Regions from separate parts of the Homo sapiens genome. Here region 2 is linked to region 1. The links are chromatin loops, found by intact Hi-C in ENCODE. Cell type or tissue: HepG2. All regions are shown on one strand.

Region 1 (2,500 bases):
TCCCATGACCCTCCCTCTTCTGGGGTTTCTCTGGTTTCTGGTTCTTGGGACTGAGAGGGCTGTTTCAAGCTGAGCGTGCTCAGCAGGTGTGTGGGCCTTTGTGAGAAGCCAGGGACTGGGGGCAGCTGCTCAGGATGGGATTGTACTGGCAGCGGATCCCAGGTCACCTGCGTTAGAGATTGACAGCGTATGCTTCTCTCTTCTATTGGACCCTCAGCGCTTCTCCCTTCTAGGTCCTCCCCTTGAGTATCATTTAAAAAGCAAAATCTTCCTGCTCAATCATTTTCCATGGCTACCCATTCACTGAGGGAAAGTACTGTTCCTGTAAGATGATGCACAAGGTCTTTCTGGACCTGTACTGGGCCTTAGCCCCTGCCCTCCTCCCCACTGCCTTTTCCCGAGTCCCACCCAATCCTGTGCTCCCACCATGCAGAACCTTATCAGGTTTCCTAAGTGTAGCGCATTGCTCCATGCCTCTGTGCTTTTCTCCACACTGTCCCTCTGCCTGGAGTACCTTTCCCTCCATATTTGCCTGTAGAGTTCCTATTCACCCTTGAAGATCCTGGTCAAGGAAACCTTTCTACCTCAGGGGAGCATCCTGTGATCCCCTCCTGGTCCTTCTGCCACCATTGCCCCTATTATAGCATGACTACTCTGTTTAGTTTTTGCTTCTCCAGACCAAGCATTCTTGGAAGACAGAGGAGATAAGCTGGAATCATTTTGGTGTCCCTTGGTGGTCCCCTTTGGGGACCATTTTGATTCCCCCAAACGATCAGAGGAATCATTTTGTCCCCTGGCACCAAGCCTAAGTCAGAAGGCTCGTTGAGTGATTGGTCAAGGGGTTTTCCCTGGGCATCTGCACACGTTCCCTCCTAGTGGCTCCGGTCCATGTTCACACCGTAGCTAGAATATTCTTTTAAAAACATAAATGGTGCCATATCCCTCATCTGCTTAAAACCCCTCGGGGGCCTCCTGATGCATTCAGGATAAAATCTTTATCATGGTGTCTCTTGACTCCTTCTGATCTCATTACTGTCAATGGAACCATAATGAGCCTTTCAGTTTCTGGAATGTTCTTTCCTGCCTTAACACCTGCAATACTGTCTCTTCTACTTAGGGTGCTATTCCCTCACTTCTGACATGAAAGAGCAGCCTGCCTCTGCCTCAGCCTACCTAACCTATGAATGGCAACCCCTGGGTTCTGGTGGCTGAACTCTATGAGCCATGTGATTGCTTAATGCTAAAGCTTACACCTGTGTGCCCATGACCTGTGTTGACTTAAAGTCATGAGATCTATACATCGGGAAAGGAGAGCTTAATTTCTTATAAAAGGTTGCAGCTGCAGGCTCGCCACCTGCAGGCTGGGAAGCATAGCCTCCAGCAAAAAACAAAAGCAAGCACTTGGAAGGAGGAAGGCTAAGACAGGAATTTACACTGAACAGGTTGGCTAAGTATACATATTCAACAGGTTATAGGAAGAACTGTGAATATTCATGAAGGGGTGTGCATGCATAGTAAGCAAACATGCATGTTACATATGTCCCATGTTCACTTTGGGTTGGAGACTTAACATTTAAATGCAGTGAATTTAGGCTCCATAAGTCAAAAGGGAAAACGGAGGACACAGAAGTGTCCCTGTGTGCAGCCTCCATGGACTGGCCAGAATCAGTCTGTGGTCAGTGGTCTCTTATCAGGAAGGAATGCTGGTCAGTTGCTGTGCCAAAACCACAAAAATGGCGAGGAGTCCAGCCACAGCATCAGGTGGTTGGTGGAAATCAGCAGTGGAGCAAATCTTTTGAAAGGGCTGGTTTCAGCTGAACTCTGGGAAAGAAAGTCTAATGGTGTTTAGTGAGGGAGGGGGCACAGCAAGGCCTGTCTGACCTCCTCTCCCACCCTGTCATGGCCAAGAGCTCAGTTTGTAAGTTTCTTTGTGGTCTCCTTGGCCAAAAGGGGGGTCCATTCAGTTGGTTGGGAGGGTTAGGATTTTATTTCTCACCTGCATTGGTTTTCACCCTTAAAAAAATGAAGAGACATAAAGTGTGCAGGATCCCTGAGGATAAATTGTCAAGGGAAAGAAAGAGATCAGACTCTCATCAGATAGACCTGCATTCAGATCCTGGCCCCACACTTATTTTTGGCACTATGGGCAAAGTGACTTGATCTCTTTAACCACAGTTTCCTTACCTTTAAATGGGGTTAATAATGCTTCTTGCTTCATGGTGTCATCATGAGATTTGAAATAATGTGTATAATGCAGTTTAGCACAGTTCTGGTCACATAGTAAGCACTCAATTTTATTTATTGTTAATTTACTGTAAGGCAGCATATATAAATATATAAATGAGCATTTATTTAAAATAACTTCAGAATCTTTCCTTCCTCCCATTTTTTTCTTTTTTCTTCTTCCCTCCTTCTTTCTCTCTCTTTTATCTCCCCCTACCCCATAGTTTGTTTCTTTCAAGCATTTAACAAACGTTATTGGGTGCCTACAGAGTGCCAG
Region 2 (2,500 bases), 87 kb before region 1:
GTCATTCTTTCTTTGGGTGTTGGGAGGTGCTTCCCTGCACATTGTAAGATGTTTAACGACTTCCCTCATCTCTAACCCCTAGATGCCAGTAGTACACACTCCCACCCCTGTTATGACAACCACAAATATCTTTAGACATTGTTAAATGTCCCCTACAGGCCAAAGTTGCCCCCTGCTTGAGAACTACTGTGCTAAGATAAGTTCCAAATACTTAGTAACTATCACTTTTTTATGAGGAGATTCTCTTTTTCTACTGGGGCATACTTGTGAGGATCAAGTGAGAAAATTCATAAAGTGGTTTGAAAAAGACTGCACAATTGTTCAGCCTTCAGTTGGCATTTTTCATTTAAAAATGAACATTGAGGCCTAGGAAGGCCTGGAGACGCCCATCCTCCAGAACCACCTCCCAACCCTCCTCTTCATTAAGACCCTCGCCTTTTTTAGGGATCTTTGACATGGGGTTTATTTACCCCTAAGGGATCGGTAGATAGAGCATACTTCTGTATGATAGGTTTTCTCTGTAATCATACATTTTATTTTATGCATTTAATAACATTATTCTAAGAAGAGGTTTATGGGTTTACCACCCCTGCCAAAGAGGTCCAAAGGTTAAGAACTAACCAAACTTCAACTTGCGCATCAGTGAATGATCATGGGTTGACAGTAGAGCGGTTTGGGCAGAAACTGAGGTAAAGATGTCCCTCTCTCTCAGGTCAGTGTCCCCAACTCCTGATTCCTTGACAGTCCAGCATAAGGCTTAGTCATCCGTGCTGAACCATGGGAACCTCACATGCCCCTCTGTGGCTCTCTTTCTGCTGGTGCCAGCCAGATACTCTTAGTCACCAGACCTGGATCCAGGGTCAGGCACTTTAGGTCTTTCAAGGCTGTCGAGGCAAGCCTGGAACCAGTGAGCAGCTCTGGAGGGCTTCTCCCTGGAGATGGTGGAGGTGCCAGCTCTCCTCTAAATGCAGAATGCCTGCCTTTGAGTACCTGTGTGGCTAAGGACTATAGTAAGAGACTTCTGGCCTTCTGCATAAGAGGTAGAAACCTAAAGATACTAGCTAGCTATTGTGAGGACCCCCAGGAGTCTAGATACTGGTATTCAGATATTTTTCGCTGTTTTTTAATCAGCTGTGTGAGGTAGGCATTTATACTCAGTTTTGCAGGCAAGCAAACAAACTCAAGTCACAGTTAGGTGGTAGCAAAATTGCGTTTCAAACCACAGAGTCCAGAGCCCATGTTCTATCCTCTGTTTTGTGCACCAACTAGTGTTCAGATTTTGAACTTTAAAGACAAGACAGAGAATGTATTGGAGGCTGTTCTAAAGAATCTCCAATTTAAAGTGCTCATATTACAAACTCCCCCTGCAGGAACACCAGAGAGCTCGCTGGGCCCTGGAAGGGCTTCCCTGGCTACTGAGGGTCTCTGTGTATCTTTGGGCTCCCCAGTGGGGTTAGAATGACCCACATAGGGCAGCCTCCCACAGACCCATATCATCAGCCCCAGAACCAGCAGCCTCTATCCTCAGCACACCCCAGACTCCAACCGTGTGTGTTCTAGGCTGATGGAGAATCCAGTCTGCTGGGAGATGGTCAGCTACTACTTGAAGTGTCTAGAGAATGACTGTGGCCTCAATCCCTAACCTCTCTGCTGATAACCCAAGATCAGTCTTACTTCAGTTTTTAAAATGGGAAATCTGTATAGCACTTGTTCTCTGAAGAGTTGCCCTTTAAGGCACATACAAATGCCTTGCTTGTAATATGCTAGGCTTCAGCAGCCAGTCGCTGTGATGGCTTAGTAAGAACTGGTACTGAGACATAAATGACTGTTGGAACTAAAAGAAACTCCTGTTAAAGCAGGGCTCAGACAGCTTTGCCAGCTCTTTCCAGTCCCTCAGGGTTGTTGATGAAGTATGAAATGGACACTGATGCTTTGTGGGAGTTTGCACTGTTACAGCATACTTCCTATTGGCATTTATGGAAAGGGAACTGCTTATATGCCCCAACAGCATTTACCCTCTAATCTTCATTGCACTCCCCCTTCCAAGCAGAGTTTAACCGTAAAGTAGTTCCTAAAGCGGGGAATGCACAAAATAAGGGGCAGCATAATTTTAGAACAAGTGAATGTTTAAGCAATCCACATACAATGCATGCCCTTTTTTGTTCATCCTCCCCCTACTCCTGCTTTTGTTTTGGGAAATGTATATTTTAAGGCAGACGCTGCACGTGTGAAGTTGTTTCTTATGAAGTCAGGAAGTAGAGAAACACACTGTGGAGGGGCATATGAGGGGTGTTTAATGCTACAGGAATAAGCGCCGGCTCCACCCCCTGTGTGTAGGAGTGCGCTCACCCTGTCGAGGGTAGGCACTGCCAGTGCAGTGTCCATCCTCGTCGCTGTTCAGAAGCACCTTCTGTAGAGGAAGAAAGGCCCGTGTTCCTCGTACTCAAAGCGGTGGACCCACAATGGTTGGAAACCCTGAAGTGAGGCCAGGATGGAGCCA

The links. Peaks named below come from ENCODE experiments on the same cell type or tissue, not always from the same donor. Only the 100,000 strongest peaks of a DNase experiment are listed, where the experiment ranks them.
Region 2: it touches region 1 in a loop (2.3-fold over the local background); 1 of 110 quality-filtered maps calls a loop at or near these places.

Annotation. Positions count from the first base shown.
Region 1 is chr9:108,776,284-108,778,783 of GRCh38, reverse strand. No RefSeq gene overlaps it. Among named protein-coding and RNA genes, the nearest start is that of ACTL7B, 78 kb to the left of the region's middle. RefSeq lists a silencer at 1,641-1,935. In HepG2, a CTCF peak has its summit at 1,339 (motif pointing left); DNase peaks (open chromatin) are centred at 1,313 and 1,713; H3K4me3 peaks cover 396 bases.
Region 2 is chr9:108,863,528-108,866,027 of GRCh38, reverse strand. ACTL7A (actin like 7A) reads right to left here. Exons shown (of 1, transcript NM_006687.4): 1 at 2,272-2,500. The coding sequence ends at 2,398. Among named protein-coding and RNA genes, the nearest start is that of ACTL7A, 2.5 kb to the right of the region's middle. In HepG2, a CTCF peak has its summit at 1,294; a DNase peak (open chromatin) is centred at 1,309.